Linked DNA regions of Mus musculus: regions 2, 3 and 4 are each linked to region 1. A link is a loop called in an ENCODE intact Hi-C map of the cell type or tissue named here. Cell type or tissue: gastrocnemius. All regions are shown on one strand.

The links. Peaks named below come from ENCODE experiments on the same cell type or tissue, not always from the same donor. Only the 100,000 strongest peaks of a DNase experiment are listed, where the experiment ranks them.
Region 2: it touches region 1 in a loop (4-fold over the local background); 7 of 42 quality-filtered maps call a loop at or near these places.
Region 3: it touches region 1 in a loop (2.7-fold over the local background); 9 of 42 quality-filtered maps call a loop at or near these places.
Region 4: a loop joins it to region 1, with 5 times the contacts of the local background. A loop is called at or near these places in 17 of 42 quality-filtered maps.

Annotation. Positions count from the first base shown.
Region 1 is chr11:104,439,537-104,444,536 of GRCm38, forward strand. Kansl1 (KAT8 regulatory NSL complex subunit 1) reads right to left here and starts at 2,784. Exons shown (of 15, transcript NM_001372459.1): 1 at 2,189-2,784. In gastrocnemius, a CTCF peak has its summit at 2,828; DNase peaks (open chromatin) are centred at 2,033, 2,224, 2,849 and 3,411; H3K4me3 peaks cover 4,195 bases; H3K27ac peaks cover 4,455 bases.
Region 2 is chr11:104,234,383-104,239,382 of GRCm38, forward strand. All of the region lies in intron 1 of Mapt (microtubule-associated protein tau), which reads left to right. Among named protein-coding and RNA genes, the nearest start is that of Mapt, 5.4 kb to the left of the region's middle. In gastrocnemius, a CTCF peak has its summit at 3,105; a DNase peak (open chromatin) is centred at 3,017; H3K4me3 peaks cover 820 bases; H3K27ac peaks cover 4,228 bases.
Region 3 is chr11:104,377,708-104,382,707 of GRCm38, forward strand. Kansl1 (KAT8 regulatory NSL complex subunit 1) reads right to left here. Exons shown (of 15, transcript NM_001372459.1): 3 at 978-1,119. Among named protein-coding and RNA genes, the nearest start is that of Kansl1, 62 kb to the right of the region's middle. In gastrocnemius, a CTCF peak has its summit at 2,109 (motif pointing right); no DNase peak of the experiment used is centred here.
Region 4 is chr11:104,344,363-104,349,362 of GRCm38, forward strand. All of the region lies in intron 7 of Kansl1 (KAT8 regulatory NSL complex subunit 1), which reads right to left. Among named protein-coding and RNA genes, the nearest start is that of Kansl1, 95 kb to the right of the region's middle. In gastrocnemius, a CTCF peak has its summit at 2,764 (motif pointing right); a DNase peak (open chromatin) is centred at 2,776.

The DNA of each region.
Region 1 (5,000 bases):
TCAAAATCTGCATAGAACTGATGACTTTTGTGTACAGAAACAAATCATCACATACACTTAATTAAATAACTACCTTCATCAGAATAAAGATTTTAAGAATCTATGTGATTGTTAATGGTTCCAAGTAGATCACACTTCAAAAATAATGTCAAACCACCTCAAGTTCTGAGGTCACTAACAAATCAAATCAAATATTCTAAAGGTCAAAAGAACTGTACACTTGGTTGGCTAAACCTAGTGGAAATCTAATTCAGGATTCCATGACTAAGGGTCGTTACCAAATAGTTACAATACATTGTTTAAATTTCCAAAGGATGAGCATTTTTACCTCGCAATATTTTTAGAGCAACACATCACACTGCACCTATCACATGACATGATGTAACTGTTAGCAAAGAAAATGGCCCAAGCCATTGATAACATACATCAGGAGAAAACAGATCAATCATACTCAAGAATTACATTTTATATTTACTTTTTGAAGCTAGTAACTTACCTAGAAAAAGAAAAAAATGTACTTTAGCATTTTATAGTTAATATTTACAAGAAGTTATAACAACCAAGTAAGAAGATTGGAAAACTAGAATTAAAAACTTCTCTATCAAAAATGCAACAAAGAAACACATCAAAAGTATCCACTGTCAGAAGAAAAAAAAAAAAAAGTCTCAACTGACAACAGCTGCAGTTAATTGAAAATTTCTAAATTGGTAGGAGAATAAGACAAGAAACCAAGTACAGCCCATAGAAGAGAGGAAAGGGAAACACGCCCACTTTATGCTTTTGTAAATACTGGTACTTCAAATGACCTTAAAAACAAAAACAAAAAAGGGAGGTGGGGTGGGAAATATAAACTGCAGACCAGTCTAAGAAACAGAAATCATTTTAATATAACGATTTTCCTACTTGATTGAAAGTACTTTTGAGAAGAAGTTCTGTAACTATATCATGATTATGCAAGGCAAGGATTATGTAATTTTATCGTTTATTTTAAAATGTTCTCCGAATGTATTAAAAAAAAAAAACCCTAGAGCATTGTGATCTCTCTAATGGGCAGAGGGACACTTACTTGGCTACAGCTTAAAATATTAACATACACCCCCCCAAACAAACAAACAAAACCCCACAATGATTGCTAGCCACGTGACGAAGGATATGGCAACACCAGGATTGTGAATGGAGGGGAGGAAAGCTAGGTTGGAGGACTAGCGAGATTTCTCTTAACTTTGGGGACTGCAGGATTCGGGTTTCTCAATCTTTAAGGTACCAAATTCTAACCCCTAAGAGTTGTACAGCTAACACCCTCAAGTGCGGTTTTATTAATAGGTCACGGAAAATGCTCCAGTGACCTCCAGGATAAAGGAGGAAAAAACAGGCGGAGGAAAGAGCAATTTAAAGTGGCGCCATCATGTCACCCCTTTTCCCCTAAGGCAATCAATAAGCAATAGTTAAGTAACGAGTTTCTCTAAAAATCCACATTGGGATTCCAACATTGGAAAACAAAAGGATTTCTAGGTAAAACATGGGAGTAAGATTGTTTACAATACGGAAAACAATTATAAACTATTTGCTGAGAATCAAAGGCCGTCAGTCCGAAAACAGGCCCCCCCAAAAGCAGTAAGATTCCAACTCACTTAAAAGCAAATAAATGCCTCTTCCTCTTTAGTTGAAAAAAAGGGCTGCCTGAGACTAGATCCGAAAACGCAAATGACCTCAATATTTAAGCAACAAAAAATGTTAACAATCAGAGTTGTGATACAAACCGTGAGACAGACATGCAAGATGTGTTTGAGCAAAGAAAGACCTTTTGCAGTCAAGAGAAGTTCAAGGCGAGAGCAAGAGTTTGTTTTTGGTCTTTTTGTTTTTGCTTTTTTTTTTTTTTTTTTTCGGAAATAAACCAGGTTCTCCAGGCCGCCTTTTTAAATAGAACGCCAAAGGAAAGCCCAGCGAACGAGGCGGCAGCTGGTGGGGAAGGGCCCCCGCACACCCCCGCCCTTGGGGCGACTCCCAGCCCGGACCCGCAGCGGGGAAGCCCGGAGAGGCCATTTAAAGTTCCGGGGATTTTTCTTCCCCTGCCCAGCCTTTCTAGTTACAACTAACAAAGAGAGGGAGAAATGGGAACCACAGGGAGAGCGAGGAGAAGGAGAAAGGGCAGCGGGAGGAGGAGGAAAGGAGCAGCAGCAGCACCTACCACGTGATGGAGGAGCGTAGCCCGGGCGGATTCGGCCCCACAAAATGGGCGCAGTTTGCAAACAGCCCCCCGGCCTGGGCGCCGAGGACCAGCGGGCGGGGGCGCGCGGCTGCTGCTCCGGCCCGGCCCGCCGCTCTCCTCCCCCCCGGCGCCCGGAGCCGCCCTGACTTTCCGGGCGGGGGGGCGAGGCGGAGGGGGAGGGGAAGGCGGCGGCGGCGGGGAGCGGCTGCTTTTTCTTCTCTTTCGGGCCCTTTCTCCGGCCTTCCTCCGTTCCGACCCGGCCTGGGCACGGCGGGGACCGCAGCCCCGGGCGGGCGGGGGCAGAGGGTAAAGCTGCCCCCCCCGCCCCGCACAAACAAGCGCCGCCGTCTGCAGCCCGCGCCCGCACCCCGGCCGCCACCCCGGGAGCTTCTTCCCGGCCGGGGAGCGCACTTCGGCCGCCCCCCAAGCCGCCGCGGCGAGACGAGTCGGCTTCGCTACGGCGCTTGGTTCTCCCGCCGGCTCAGCGAGCGGTGGCGGTGGCGGCGGCGGCACTGGGAAAATGGCGGCCGAGCTCCTTTTCCCTCCCCCCCTTTAATCTGAAGCGGAGGGAGAATGGAGCGAGCAAGCGAGCGGGCGAGTGCCGGGGACACGGGGAGGAGGGACAGCAGCGCCTCCGCCGGCTGCGGCTGCGGCGGGCCGCTCCGCCCCGGCGCGCCGCCAGGGGGCGCCCGCCTCGCCGCCCCCGCGGGCTGCCAGGAGGCGCGGCCGCCGCCGCCTCAGTCATGGCTCCTAGCCGCGGCCGCTGCTTCTGCGCCTCTGTTTGCGGAAACCGGTGCCTGGTGCCTGATACGTGCGGCAGCGACACGCGGCACTGCGGCAAGCGACGCGGGGCCCTCGCTTCGATCGAGGTGAGGCTAACCTGAGGCGCTGATGCCGTCACATTCCCTCGGCTCTGTGGCTGGCGGTGCTGCGCGCCGGTTTGAGGGGAGGGCGGACTGACACAGCAGAGCTAGAGGACGTGAGCGAAGAACTGTGTGTGCAGTGAATGAAGAAGCTGCTGCGGCCACACTACCCCAGGGCCAACCGTGCTCTGAGACGGGCAGGAAGCTCCCTGACCAGTGACGCGGTCCCTGCCACCCGCCCTTTGTCCTACACCCTGCTCTGTACACTGCAGCACACGGCTGGCTGCTAGCCCTAGCGCCACGCTCTGCAGCCGCCAAACCAAAAAATAAGCGGACGCCATTGCGCAGGCGCGAGCTAGGACCGACTCGGGGCTAGCCCGGGCAGGGGCAGCTGGGAGCTAGAGGGGAAATGATGGCCCACCAGCGCCGGGCCCGCTGGGAACTGTAGTTTTCGTTAAGCCCGCGTGTTGTTTTAGGCTTCTTGATTTGTCAGATCCGCCAAAATAGGCAAAAACGCATTCATTACACAGTAATTTTTTTGTTTCCTGCTACTACCAAATTAAAGTTCACAGACCCGCTAAAAGTTTAACAATGAACAACAAAAGCAAACCTGTCATGTTCTTACCAGCGTTGACTTAAAAGTAGTGGCACCTAATTACTCTTGACTCTAGTTTGTCAGCACGATATCGGTTCCTTCCTCCCAAATAAGGTTTAATATCAGAGAACATTTTCTGGACTTAGAAAACTTAATATAACGCAAAGTGACACATTACACAGTACAAATCCACCACCCTTTAAAGCTAACCATGTCCAAAGATTATTAGGACTCACCAAAATCAAATAGCATAAAACTTGTTCCAACAACTAAATCACCAAGCTCAGCAGATGAGAAGAGTAGAGTCTACCAAAAGGAAGATGTAAAATGCTCAATACTTTGTGTGGTTTACCAAACCAGTATCCGGTGTTATGTGTCACTTCAGCTCCTCAAAAAAAAAAAACTATTGTTATAGACCAGTTTTCATTAGCCCACAAAGTCTCTAACTCAACAAGTTTCTGCAGTATCTGCATCTATATTTCTCTTGAATTTCCATCTGCATTTTTAAAATTACACTCTCAAACATGATCTTGGTTTTCAAATATCAAAGGCAGGAGACAACATAGAGTCAATACACAGGGATAAACTGATAGATGTATACATATTTACATATGCATCCAAAAAAGATCAATAGTTTGGGCTTTTTAACTTATAATACAGGTAAGATTGTGTGTTTGCATGTGTGTGTATGTATGTGTGTGTGTGTGCGCGAGAGAGAGAGCATATATATTCACATAAACAGTAATGCCACAGAGGATGTTTATACATAATTACAGGACCAACAGATGGTGACCTAGAGCCCTAATCTGAAGATAACAAAATCTAAATTAGCTGAATGAAAATAAGGCAAAGCTTTCTACAATATTCTTAAATTTAATTTCTTAAATATTAGTGAAAGAAACTCTTTATAACAATGTTATTAACTATCCAAACTCTTAAAATCTTGACTATCTACACAGTCATGGTGCTGCATGCCATTTATAATTTCAGCACTAGGAAAAGAGATGCAGGAGAACTCTGTGAGTTCAAGGCCAGCCTGTTCTACATACTGAGTTCTGTGACAGCTGGGTATAGACACTCAGGCAGATTTCTGAGTTCGAGGCCAGCCTGGTCTACAGAGTGAGTTCCAGGACAGCCAGAGCTACACAGAGAAACCCTGTCTCAAAAAACAAAAACAAAACAAACAAACAAACAAAAAAACCACAACAGAAACTTCACTACCTAACTCAAGCATATTGACACATGCATTCAATTCCAGCATTTCAGTGGGGGTGGGGAAAGCATGAAAATCCAGAGTTCCTGAATCTCAGTATAACCAGTCCAATAATAAAAA
Region 2 (5,000 bases), 210 kb before region 1:
AGGCTCATCCGAAAGGGTTCAAGAGCCAAGATTTCACCCACCAACCTCCGCGGGTGTGTGCTCCCTTTTATGTCCGGGAGGCCCTATTTATCCTCTAGTGTTCAAGAAATTGTAATCCCAAGTCTTTTTTTCCGGCTGGTTAGCATTGGGTGTATGACAGGGTCAGAGACAAACTAACCAGGCCATTTTCGGCTCAGTCCCCGGGCTCCACAAGACTGCCCAAAATTTTCACGGATCCTACGCCACCCATTCAACTGTCAGGTCTCATAGCAGAAAAAGAAGTATGAAGCCATGGTAGGTTAATTCGGTGGTTACAATTCTGAGATGTCATCTGGGGTTCAATGATACTGCTTGTGTTTGCCACATAAGAATTGCTTGCCCACTCGCCATTTGCAAAGCTTCTCTAAACAAATGGCTGTCCAGATAATTTGTGTGCCCATTCCTCCCCCAGCTGCCAGGCCGGGTGTAATGACTGCTGATCTGTTCTGGACAGTTTGCCTCACCAGCAGATGTGTATGATATAGTACCCTAGCTTGGCTTTGCGGTTCACCTTCGGATGGTTTGAATATTTCTTAGCTTGGCTGGGTGGTTTGTTTGTTTTTTTTAAAGATGAATGACAGCCCACGGTGTGCCTCTTTGCCCTCTGCACAGACCCTGTCTGTCTACACAATTGTGTGTTGGTGGAAGGGTGTGGCTTTTAAGTGGCTTCTAGTGTCAGGCTCCGTTCCCCAGAGAGGAACAAAGGAAGCAGAGAGAGTGCCCAGGAATTGCAAGAAGAAAACTTGGTTGGATTGAGTTAAGGTCAGGCTTGCTCGTTGAGAACATGAGCCCTTGTACAGAGCAAGCTCTCTGGCCCACTCGTCCTTGGAGGGCTGGGTCAGCCTGGGGATGCGATGGGGCTGGAGTGGAATTTCTGCAGACTGACTTCTCCTCCCCTTTAAACATCAACGTGTGCAGTTCATTTGTTGGAAATGTTAAGGACTTGTGTTGCATTCCGTCTCCCCTGAGCATACTGTATATGGCTCTTGTGAGTTCCTGGCTACGTGTATGAACATACATTGCTTTTTTTTTTTCAGTTGAATATATGAACCTTTCCCACTATGCCTTTTCTTATATTTATTTAGTTAAGTTCTTCCTTGGTCCCCTCTTGAAAATGAATCACTTCAAAAGAATGTTTTTAGATATCTAATATAGGGGCTAGATATAGAGTGGGTGTCTGGCCCACCATTGTTTGACAGATCCGTGGGTAAAATGGAGAGATACAGGTCAGGAGGGCATCCAAGAGAACATAGAGAGGGGCAAATATTCAAGCTCACAGCATCCGGGAAGCTCGGGGACAAATCCAGTCTATTTTGTCTATGTGTCCAGTTGGTGCCCACACCGCTGTCTGTGATCTGCTGGACACCTTTGCTCTGCCTGGGGCCCCATAATGTGCACAGGTGGCTCTCCTGCCCCTTGTTGTTGAAGGGGAATTAAGAGCCTAGAGGGGGCTACCTGTGGGGGTGGCCATGTTCCGGCTGCAGGTGACTAGGATGGAGATGGGGAGCCTCACTCTCTCATCAGCCACTGTAGTGACACTCATTGGATTCCTCTGCAAGCAGGAGTTAGGGGTACCTGGCCAAGTGAGAAGGAGAAAAGTCCCTGGCTCCTAAGCAGGGCCTCATAAGGCTCCTGAGACTTGGGTCTTTTCCTGGAAAACCAAGGTCCTCATTGGGGTTGCTGAAGTATCTGGAAAGTGGGGTGTGTTGGGGGCATCTTGTGGGTAGAGGCGGGAAATGCTGCTAAACATTATAGGACAGCTGCCAAATGTCACTCACTGGCTCTGGCATAGAGAAGCCCTGCTGTAGAAACAGTGTTTTGCTGGCACTGTTATCTCAATTGTATATAGTGCCTGTCTTCTAGGAGTGCTGCATGCTGCTGGAGATGATCTCATATAGTTCTCACTGTGACCCTCTGACACATAGGGAAGCCGAAGCCCAGAGAGGTTTCATAACCAACTAAGGATGCACAGCAAAGAACACACAGCTAAGCCCCAGGAGATTTAATGGAACTTTGTGGGCTAGCCTGGGAAGCTAATCGGGCTTTCCAACCACCCAGTTCTTTTGTAAGAGTCTGATTGGCTCACAGGCTGGAATAAGATACGGAAGTGTGGATTTGAGTCCTTGGTGTCTGCTTTGGACATCTGGGACAAAGGATTTCCCTCCACCTTGGTACTCTGCTTATCAAACAGAGAGCAAGTCTTTCCCGGAAACCTTAACCCGACCTGACTGAGCGATTCTCCACTCATCTGTTTCGTGAAGGGCCAGCCAGGTTTGACTGGCTTAAACATAACTGTTAATTAAGATAGGGGCATCAAGGGCAGGGAAAATGGCTGTCCCCTCGCATGAGGGCCTTCCTGAGTTCAGATCTCTAGCGCTTACATAAAAGCTGAGTCCTGCTGTATGCATTTATTAAACCATTGCTGGGCAGGGGGTGAAAACAGGTGAGTCCCTGAAACTCACTATCCAGAAAGCTTAGCCAAATTCACAACCTCTGGGTCTCTGAAAAGCAGGGGGGGGGGGAGGCACAGAGGGGGAGGGGGGAGAGTGAGTGAGAGAGGGAGGAAGATATCAGTTGGATAATTGGATTCAGCTGTGGCCAGGGTGAAATCACTGAGGTTTGGGGGGTGTCAGATTCCTGTCTTAGATTCTGTCCCTCCCATAGCTTGAACATTGGCACCCATGGCTGAGGCCCAGCCCTGAAACTGTGGATATATGTGGAGCTGTGAGCACAAGAAGCTCTCGTTGCAAGCATCCCAAGTCTCCGTGGGCATCGTGGGCCCTGCAGGCTATGCTTGCTGCCTGGCCAGACTCCAAAGTACATTTGCATTATTTCTCTGTGCCACAGTGCCACTGAGACCGCTTCAGCCATGGGCTCACTGCTGCTGACCGTGAGAGGTGAGGCAGCCGAGGTGAGCAGGCCCCTCCTAGCCCGCCAGTGCCAGCAATGGAACACATACTGTCACACTTGCTTCACTACTGTCACCTTGCCAAAGCAGTTGCTGGCAAATAATTCCTTCCCCGCCTCCACTTGCTAGACTTCTGCCTGTAGGGCTCCCAGGGAACATGGGGGGCAGTGTTGAGGTTACCCCCAGCTAGCTGTGGCATTCTAGATTGTTCTCTAGGCATGTGGATAGAATGGGCATCTGCAAAATGAAACCTCAAGGGACTTCCAGGCGGGTATCTTAACCTTTCCTCTTCGCTCATGTGCCAGCAGGCTCTTCACTGAGCCCAATCAGCTTCTCAATAGAAAATCGCAGGAAGTGTATCTCTTACCTGAGCAATTCAGAGAAGTGTTGTAAGCGCCTGGAGAGCAGGTGCCCAGCACAGAGGGCATTTAGAGGTCATTTGGTTTAGAACCCTTGGATGCCAGTGCCAGCTTCCCAACAATCCAACCTATGGTGGAGCTTAGCTACTTAGTAACTGGCTTTTTTTATTTTTAATATATTCATATGTGGCCTGGGGTATTATAGGGCCTGTCCAGAAGATTGCCTAGGAGTTTAAATGAGGAAATGTGATGCTTGCCATGGCCTGGCATGTGACTAAATGGCATTCTTAACCATCTGTATCCTGGGCCACTGGTGTTGGAAAACATGCAGCAGATAAATCGCACCAAGAAAGAACCAAGCCCAGATCCTCTTTCGGAACCAGGCATTGTTGTTTGGGCGGAAGTGGATCTCCAAGATCACACACACCCATGTTTAAGTGTACACACAGAACTCTTGTGTACAGGGACTTATCTGCTGTCCTGCTTCTGTCTGCTTCCTTCCTGAATCCTGCTCCATGCCAGGATTAGACTGCAAACTCCCCACACCAGCCTTCCCTATACACCCACTGGCGCTCTCTCCCTCTGCCCCCCCCTCCCTCCCTCCCTCATGGAAAGGGTGACCTGGCTCAGTGTGTTAGGCCCGAGGTCTCCTGGTTTACTCATTGAAGCAAAGTGACTACTGGTGACTGAGAGCGTAATGACAGTATCAAAAGGCAGTGCGGGGGGGGGGGGGGGGGTGAGATTGCAAACGAAGTGGCTCCCCTCCTACAGAAGTCAGTAGCCCGGTGAGTGGCCTTCATGGCTGACAGTGTCAAGAGAGACAAATGTTAAGTAATCCATAGTCCTGAGAAATGAAGCCTGGGAATTCCAGGCACCCAATAAACCGAGTAGAGTGTGAGCCAATAGAACAAGCCACAGAAGCCTCCTCAATGTGGAATCAAGGCCAAGGGCGTAATAGAGCAGTTTTGGATCATTTTTAGGAATCATTTTTCCGCTTCATTTAATTATTTATTTGTGTGTGCGTGTGTGCATGTGTGCATAGATGAGTATGTAAGGGTGCCCTCAGAGGTCAAAACAGCATCAGGTCTGACCTCCTGGAGCTGGAGTTACAGGTGGTTATAAGCCATGGATGTGAGGACCAAACCTGAGTCTTCTACAAGAGCAATACATGGTCTTAACCACTTACCATCTCTCTATCCCCTTGAACCTTTAAAATACAGTGTGTGTGTGTGTGTGTGTGTGTGTGTGTGTGTGTGTGTGTGTGTGTTGTGTGTTTATTTACTGTTGTATTAATTATCTAATCTCACTCAGGGGTTTCTACCTGTATTAGTCAGGGTTCTCTAGAGTCACAGAACTTATGGATAATTTCTAAATAGTAAAGGAATTTATTGATGACTTACAGTTGGCAGCCCAATTCCCAACAATGGTTCAGTCGCAGCTGTGAATGGAAGTCCAAGGATCTAGCAGTTACTCAGTCTCACGCAGCAAGCAGGCGAAGGAGCAAGAGCAAGAGCTAGACTCCCTTCTTCCAATGTCCTTATATTGTCTCCAGCAGAAGGTGGAGCCCAGATTAAAGGTGTGTTCCACCACACCTTTAATCCCAGATGAAAGGCGTAGCCCAGATTAAAGGTGTGTTCCTTAAACTCGGAGATTCAATCTTCTGGAATCCATAGCCACTATGGCTCAAGATCTCC
Region 3 (5,000 bases), 62 kb before region 1:
GCTTTATCTAAAACTATGTACCAGTCCAGTCATGCAGCTCAACCACAACTATTTGTTTTATTAATGTCTGTATGTCACTTGTGTACGTAATCTCAGAGGAAGTTGTGAAGTACAACATGAATGCTAGAAATGAATTAAGCTCCTAAAGATGAGCAGAAAGCACTCTTAACCACTGAGCCATTTCTCCAGTCTGCATCTTGAGCTTTGAGATGTTTGCATGAGACTTAAGAGAGATAATTTTGCTGGGTCGGGTGCTTGCTCCCAAGTCTGTTGTCCTAAGTTGGTTCTCTAGAGTCCCCAATCACAAACTATTACAAAACATGTTTTGCAAGAATGTAAGCACCATGAAAGTAGAATTTTTCTTCTCTAGTATATCCCACCAAAGACCACTGTATGTACATAGTAAGCATATAGCAGTTTAAGGGTTTGCTCCCTATGCAAAATTTTCCACACGTCAAAATAAAAAAGAACAAGACCCTTTTCAAAAATGTCTTTTCAAAAAAGAAAAACTGCTCAATGTCACTGTCAAGGTAATTATCAGTCCTCTCAAACAGAACACAAGAAAATAACATTTCTATCATCTATGTTGTGTCTTAGTTTCTGATAATCTTTTAATTTAAAAATTTCTTCAAGAAAAAGCTTATTAATAGAAAATATCTGATGAAATAAGCAAAGTGAAAAAGTAGTAGATATGCCTTTCCCAAATTAAAATAAACAATACAGTCTGTTAATATACTGCTTCTTTTTCTCATTTTGGCCAGATACCATTTTTTCTAAGCATGTCAGCTGGGGGTTATATTCTACTGTTTCCTGACCTACACTAGTACCATTAGACTCTTACATTAAACTGTTATACTGAACCATTAAACCATTTATCCTGACATAGTTAAAGAGTTATTGAAAGAATGGGAAGAGATGGAAGGGGATTAATGGAAGCATTCAGACTGGTTAGAATATACCAAAAATGTACTCCTTACCTTATTAGCACGTATCTGTTTGTAAATATCTGTTTGCTGACGAATTCGATATTCCAAGTCAGAAACATGGGCCTGAAGCCAGTTCCAGCGGCTGACAATAGCTGCTCGGTCTGCAGCCCATCTCCATTCAGACCTACGTTTCCTACAAAGAAATAAACTGAGTGAAATCCAAGAGCAATGCTAACATCTATACCACATGGGGAGGAGGATAGTGTGGGGTAGGTTCTTATACAGACGGACTATCATGTAAAGACACACACAAAAGACAAAGTACACAATCCATAGAAGACATGGGGTTAAGTCACTTTGGACAATTTCCTTCCAAAGTTGCCTAACTAGAGGTGCTAACTGTACCTGACACTGTGACAATGTTCTTCTGAAATTGTGTTAGATTCTCAGGAGATAAAAGGTATTTTCTGTGTGTGTGTGTGTCCCTGCCATCCAACCACCCATCCTTTTAGTCTTATCTATTTTGAGGGAGGGCCTCATTATGTGACTCTGGCTGTTCTGGAACTCAGGAGATCCACCTGCCTCTGATTCTCTACTGCTGGGATTAGAGGCATATATCAACATGGCTTGATCAACTATATATTTTTTGAATCCTTGAAGAATTAAGAATGACCGCAAGAATGGAAGTTCAGCAGTTTTTGAATAAAGATCAAAATAGAAAACTTTACAGCAGAGTAGGAACCTTCATTTTCTTAACATGTATCATAACACAATTTTACAGATAAAAATCAGAAAGCAATAAATAATCTATATAGATTATAGAATATACTTTTTAGTACTGTGATTCTCAGATACAGCTACAAATATTTGTTTCTAAACTCAATTAAATTTGGGTTATTGCTGTTATTGCTGCTGCTGTGGTTTAGCCTATCTCCTGTGTATCTCAGGCTGACCTTAAATTTGCTGTATAGATATATAGTTAATGATGTCCTTGAATTTCTCATCATCCAGCCTCCATTTTCCCAATGAAAATGATAGATGTGTGCTACATTGTCTACCTACTTCTTTTTTGGGGGGAGGGGAAAGGGGTAGGGATTTAAATTTTATTATTTTATGTGTATGGGTGTTTGCCTGCACGTATGTCTACACATAGTGTGCATGCCTGGTGCTCTTGGAGGCCAGCAGAGGGAGTTGGATCCCTACCATGTGGGTGTTAGGAATCAAAACCAGGTCCTTTTAAGAGTAGCCTGGGCTCTTTTTTTTTTCCCCCTGTATCTGGATGTAATTTGTCTCAAAACTGCAGCCTGGGCTCTTAATTACTGTGTCACCTCTACAGAACCTCTCAACTTGTTTTAATTGGAAGCTGAGAATAGAAATTCAGAAAAATATAATATAAACTTGAATAACCAGATATCAAGACATATATAAAGTGGTAATAATTAAAGTAGTATAAGATAAACAGAAGACCAACAGAACATGATAAAGACTCAAAATTTATAACTGGATACATGAATTGTCAGTTCTTTATATGGACAAAATTAAAATTACTTCTTTTTTTGTTATGTCTCACTGGCATTACTCTGGCTTTTCAATTTGCTTTAACCTTACAGCTAATACGAGTATGTGAGACCTAGACCAGGGAAGAAATTTCAAATAAAACACAAAAACACAATTAAAATTTCAGTAAACAAATGATCTAATGAACAAAGTTAAAAAAACAAACACTTGTTAGTAGAGAATGTCTGAATCAAGATTCAGTATCAGGCTCACAACTGTAACCCAGCTCCTGTGAAGCTGAGAGTTAGAAGGATTACCCCAAGACTGAGGGCTGTCTAGCCTACAGAGTGAGCGTCTGTCTTTTAATACACAACAATTCTTTTAAAGAAGGATGAAATATCAGAACATAACAGATATTGTTCAAGATTACCATAATAGAAATATTAAATTCAGTAAGAAAAACTCAAATATACAAACACATTAATTAAGTCTTTCAAACAGAGTGGAAACAGTACCATAAAAGGAAGAGTTAGTAGGAAAAACAGAACCCATATCTCATATTGCTGGTAACTGTAAAAAACTGGTAGAATCATTTTTACAGAGCAGTTTGACTAGGTTTAAAAGAAAAAAAGTTCATGCCCAATCACAAAAAAATTATGCTTCTGAGAATGTACTTTTATGGGTGCACAAGGAGAATAGAATATATATCATTATATAATCTAATTCTGCTAAAGAAGGCAAATAAATTATAGTTTATTCCTTAAGATATTCCTATAGTAATGAAAATCAAGGTAACTGAGATCTCTGTATCAATATGACTACATCTCAGAAGACAATGCTAAGAGGAAAATTCACACAAAGTAAAAATTAAGTGTAAACAATAGTGCAGGTACACACACAGTGTTAACAGGAAAACATGAAATTTAAAAAAGAAAAGAAACAAACAACACCCCCACAAGAGGACTGTTACTATGACTGGTCAATAAGAATGTATAAAGATATGCTTGGAGCTAACTGACATGCAGTTTCAGAGCTGGTGGATTAAAAATCTAGAGTCTCTGACAATGACCCTGAATTTAGCTTATAAAATAAACCTGTAAGTATCTCAGGATACTATCCCGGAAGAGCAATCACTTGAAACTGCCCAAAGAAAGATAAAGTTAGACGATTTAATTTTTTTGGTTACTGTCAAGTGGGTTAGAGGGAAAAAAAGCAAAAGTTTTAAAATCTGCTTGAGAAGAAAAACACATTTAATATAGCCAACTAAATGCCAGTTCTGGTTTACTAATAGTAATAGGTTTCTTTTTAGTTACCTGACCTTCCATTTTAATTGTTCTCAGATTTAGCAGACTATTACTACATACCTAGAACTAAGGATATTTTCCCCATCCAATACATAATATGAGGAAAAAATTTCATAAAACAAACTATAATCATTCTAAAACCATGCTAAATAGTAGCTGTTCTCTTTTTGAAAATTTAAGATTCAACTCAATGTTTCACTAGTGTGTTAAATAAAAAAGAGATTACTTTTTGCTTTTAGTTCTTACTCTGAGGTTCCTTAAGTATGGTGAAATCATCTTGAATGGTACTCTCAGTAGTAAAAATATTTTGTTAGAAGGAACAATAACCAGAATCATCTCTATTGATGTAAGAATCAGGGTCCTTCTGTTGTACGTATATATAATGGATCCTGAAAGGTATTCATATAATCTTCCCTACTGTACCACAGGAGAAAACAGCTCAAATCACTTGACTCAGTGATGACCACCATTAGTTTTGCTAAAATTCAAGTGCCAAATTAGCAGGATCATAGATCTCAAGACAGCCTAGGCTGCCTAATACAAGGCAAGACATCTTACAACACATACTTTTTACCCCCTGAGACAATGTGCAGCCTTGGTTGTCTTGAAATATGCTACGTAGATCAAAGCTAGCCTCCAACTAACAAAAGATTGGCTTGCCTCTGTTGTTGGGGCAACACGAACACTTTAAAACAGGAAGTGCTGAGTGATTTGATTTCTGCTCAGAAAATGAGAATTTGCTGTATTACCCATTTCACTCAATTCATTAGTAGGCAATAAATTCAAAATGAATACTGTATCAAAGCTATGCACTTTTATACACGCCATCTTCCGTGTTTACTAGTACTGCCCAAACCAGCAGAGCAATACACAACAGCAGATTCTTTTATCTGAGATAATCTACAGCAAAAGTTACTACTGTATCTAAACCTAACAAAACCCAGATTCTGAACAACACTGCAAATACCTGGCCCTCCTGTTGTTTTTACGTCTTCTAGTTTTATTCAGGATGGAAAATTTAGTAAATCCATAAAGAATGAGCTGGATAGGGGCTGGGGAGTTGCCTCAGTGGTAAAGAGTATACCTGTTTCAATTCGCAGCACTCACATGGAGACATGGAGGGCTTACTATCTCCACAGGCATCAGGCTTGTATGTGGTACACAGAGACACAAGCAGGAAAATACTCATAAACATAAAATAATAAAAATAAAGACAAACAAAAAGAACAGATCTATATTATATTTCTCTTCTTTGAGCTGGGGGGAAAAACAC
Region 4 (5,000 bases), 95 kb before region 1:
TGAGTAGCTGTGACTGTAGCCATGGACCACCATGGCTGGCTCTAAATTAATATGTATTTTCCTAAGAATTAAGTATTTTAGTAATTCCTTAGAAAATTAATTTTGAGGATCCCAATTATTTTCCCGTAGGCTTTAAGTTAGTCTTCCATTGTACTCTAATACTGAGTACTTAGTTATTACTAAAGACAGTATAACTGTTTTTCAAGCTTTTGTTAAAAAACAAAACAAACCAAATACCCAAGCACAGTGCCTGAGAAACTTAGGCAGGAGGACTGCTGTGAGATCTAAGGCTACAGCCTACGTGACTGTTTCAATAAAAATCAAGCCTGGTTCTTTAGTACCTTCTCAATTTTGGTGGCTCACTGTTCACTTAGTTTATTTCTGGTCTATACTATGGCTCATTTTGATTTTTTGTGACAGAGTCTATATGTCCTTTGCTGAACTTTGCTATGTACACCGGGCTGGCTGGCCAAACTCAATTCCTTGCTACTTGCAAGGAGACTGAGACAGCATGCATAACACAGGTTCAAACCACACAAACTGCAAAATTGGGAAGTGGAAGCAGACACAAAGTTCTACTCCTAAGCAAAAAGCTCTCTGCAACTGATACCTGCTGTAAAAGAAAAAAAAAGAAAAAATCCAGTTTTCTTCAATGGACTGTTACTAGGTGTATCAAATACACTCCAAGGCAGGCCCCATGCCCAAGAGTAATTTGGCCAACACAAAATGAACTTATGTCTGGTTTTTTGTGTGTGTCTGTTTTTTTGTGTCTGTTTTTCAAGACATGGTTTCTCTGTGTAGCCCTGGCTGTCCTCAAATTCAGAGGTCCAAGCTGGGCCACCACTGTCTAGCTGGGCTTCATGTTTTTATGTTCTATTTTGATTTTGTTCTGTCATTTTTGACTTATTGGTTTGCTTGGATTTTTCTTTCTCTTTCACTTTTTTTTTTTTTTTTAGAGAAAAAGAACATGAAGCTGTTATGAGTATGAAGATAGGGAGAAGCTAGAAGAGAGACCAAAATTACATGAAAAATAATGGTCTAACCCCACTCTACAGTTTTTGTTTGTTTGTTTTGTATAGCCTTGGCTGGCCTAGAGTCAAGAGATATCCGACTGCCTTTGCTTCCCAAATGCTGGCAATAAAGGCTTGTGCCGCCAACTTCAGTTCACATGGTGCTGGGGATGGAATTCAGTGCTTCATCCATACTAGGCAAGCACTATACTAACTGAGCTATATCCCAAGCAAAAAAATCCCAAATGTATTTTTAACTCTACCAATGAATGTAAGAAAATTTACAGCTGTTATCTGTACCATGTATGTATCTGGTGTCATTGAAAGCTGAAAGAGGATGTTTGAATTCCCAAAGGTGGAGTTTTAAATGGTTGCAAGCTACTACGTGGGTGCTAGGAACTGAATCCTGGGTCCTCTGCAAGAACAGCAAGGTGTGGCAATGGCACACACCTTAAACCTCAGCCCTTGAGAGGCAGAGGCTGGCATCTAGATCTTTTTCATGAGTTTGGCCAGTCTGGTCTACAGAGAGTTCCTGGACAGCTAGGGCTACTTGGAAGAAAGACCATAAGGGTCCAGAAGTTTTGTAGATTTTTTTTTTTAAATGAAATGAGGGTCAGGGCTATAGTCGAGTTGCAGAACACTTTTCTAGGATATGCAATGCCCTGGGTTCGATTCTAGCACATAAAAAAAGGAAGTAAGGGATAGAAGATAGACAAATGGAAGGGTAAGCTGACAAGGGAAAAAGATTCACCTATCTTAACCCCTAAAATAAATACACCGAACAGCTGAGTGTAATGGTGCATGCCTTTAAATCCCAGGATTTGGGTGGTAGGAACAGAAGAACTGCTGCAAGTTCAAGGCTAGCAAAGGCTACATATAGTGAGACCTTATCACAAAACAAACTACAAAACAGACTCTCACACACAGAAAGTACTGTATTTTCTTTTAATCACTTTTATAAAAGAATGGGCAAGACCCTGTTAACTTCCCCAATCAATGGACAACACAAGTTCCTAGGTGTTGTTGGTCTGAGTAGGTACACTATCTGAATGGTAGTTATCCTAAGGACATGGAAAAAGTAAAAAATCTGAGCATGGGCTGGGTTGTAGCTCAGTGTTTGCCCATACACAAAGCTCTCAGTTTAAAAACAAGTACTGAAAATTAAAACAAACTAGAAAGACTGGAAGGCCTGAACAAAGATAAAACATTTAAGATGATGGACGTGTAGCTTGCATGTATATAATCCTGCACTCTGGAGGGTAAGGTATAAGGGCCAACTACTAGTCTGAGGTCTGTATGAATACACATTTGGATACTCTTTAAAAAAAAATGTAAAAAACCACAAGAGATTCATTCAGTTGTAAGACATCCCACATTCCACTTATATAAGATTAATATGCTATTATTTAAGCAGATGTAATACCTAATCAGGTAAATAAAGGAAAATATAAACTGATTATCAACTCCATCTCAAACTACTACTTCCTTAAAGAAAACAAAATGTGACTGAAAAAGTTGAGTCTTCAGTTCACCAAGTTCTGATATTCTGTGTTCCTTGAAGGATTCTAGTTGTTATTTTCCACCATTTTCTCAAGCCTACTTATCTTGGTGTTTTGCAATGCTCGCTTATTCCTCCTGCTGAGAAGTCATATACCCTCAAGAACTCATGTTGGCAGTGTCTCAAAACAAAACCAACAACAACAAAAAAAAAAACCCAAAAAACAACAACAACAACAAAAATCCATCATAGATATTCCCAGCCACCAGGTGGCACTCTCATCAGGCCGTGTTTCTATTCCCAAAGAGCATAAAGATTTCCATTATCTCTAGGTCGGAACTAAACTGATAAGAAAACAAAGGCCATCCTGCTACAATATTAATAAATAATCACACCCCAGTCCCTCATCTTCTATAGCTAGAGATAAAGGTTTCACACAACTACTTAAAGCTATTTTTCAATTCTAGAGGTTAAACAAATGGTTTTACATATGCTAATAAGCAAGAGCTCTACCAACAGCTACAAGACCAGCCCTATTTTTACCTCCCCATCCCCAGCTTTTTGGTTGCTGTGGTTTTGAGATGCCCTGGGATTATAGATGTATGCCACCATAGACTTTCTGCTGAACAAGAACCATGCCTGTGCTTTTACTTGCTAAGAAGCCTCTTTCCTTCCCTCTTATGATCCTTTGCTTAATTAAGAAGAAAGAGATGAGGTCTCAGCTGGCCCTTTAATCCTAGCACAGAGGCAGAGAGGCAGGCCTGATCCACAGAGTGGCTGTTACACAGAGAAACCCTGTCTTGAAAATCTAAAAAGAGATGGGGGAATCTTACTATGTAGCCCAGGCTGGCCTAGAACTCAAGAGATCTATTTGCCTTGATTTTTGAATGCAGGGATTTATGGTGAACACCCCCAAACACTTTAATTTCAATTTCTTTCTCAGTTATTTGAGATGAATTCTCACTACAGTATAGAACTTGTTAACTTGTCAACTAGGTGGGTCTCAAACTCATGGGAATTTCCCCACTTCTCTCTCCCAGGTGTTGTGATTCTTAAGTGTGCATCACCATATCTGCCTCTTTTTAAGAAAGAGTCTATGGCTGGGCGTGGAGGCACACGCCTTTAATCTCAGCACTCAGGAGGCAGAGGCAGGTGGATTTCTGAGTTCGAGGCCAGCCTGGTCTACAGAGTGAGTTCCAGGACAGCCAGAGCTATACAGAGAAACCCTGTCTCGGGAAACAAACAAACAAACAAAACATAACAAAACAAACAGAGAGAAAGAGTCTATGTAAACAGCAGGTCTCTTGTCTTAGCCTCCCCTTAATAGCTAGGATTGCAGGACTGTACCATAAGGCCTATGTAGCTCAAATCTTCTGGATATTGCCAGGCTCAATTTCATATCTGGAAAAACATAATGGAAGCGCCTAAAATATGCCGAAGGTGGAAGACAAAACAAGACAAACAATGGCAGATGATTTTGGTCCCAACAACTCTACAATGAGGAAATACAAATAAAACACAGTGCCAGGCAGGGCAGCAGTGGTGCACACCTTTAATCCCAACACTCGGGAGGCAGAGGCAGGCGGATTTCTGAGTTCGAGGCCAGCCTGGTCTACAGAATGAGTTCTAGCTACATAGAGAAACCCTGTCTCAGAAAAAAACGAAGAAGAAAAACAAACAAAACACACAGAGTGCCACAGAATAGCTATCACATTAAAAGATTCTAAATGTAGAGGAGAAACCCCAATAAACACCCCCAAAATTAATAGATAATAAATTTGATGGAAATAGTAGGTTGGGGATGCAGAATGCTTGTCCTCTTAAAGCCCTGGGTCTGGGTCTAATGTCCAGCACCCACATAAACCCAATATGATACACATGCCTATAATTCCAACGCACTCAAGATGGAGGTAGGAAGATCATAAGTTCAAAAGTCATTTTGGCTACAGAGTGAATTTGAGGCTACAGAATACATGAGACCCTGACACACTCCCTGTTCCTAAGTGAGGACTGGGAAATCAATAGACCTAAATTCACACTATGGTTTAGTTAGAATGTAACCATTTATAACTTAAAAGAGTCAAAACAATACTAATCTTGTCTTTTAAAAAAAGTGGGGGCAAGGCATGGTGGCTCCTCTCTTTAATCTCAGCACTCCGGAGGCAGAAGGAGGCAGTGAGTTCAAGGCCAGCCTGGTCTACATAACAAGTTTAGAATAGCCAGGACTACAGAGAGAGACCATGTCTCAAAACAAAATTGTGGGAAATCCTCTACCTTTTACACCATCTTTTAGAGAAGAAACTGCAAGAGGGCAAGCCAAAGCAGCTCTAAATACAATGGACAGGAATTGAAGCAATGCAGTCACACGCTGACTTGCTGGTCTTCACTGGTGCACAAAGCCATTCAAAGACATTGGCAATTGGTAAATTGGCAATACCTCAGGGATGCTATTCATATAGACTACAGTGAGTATGGTGCCCTCTAAAGTTGGG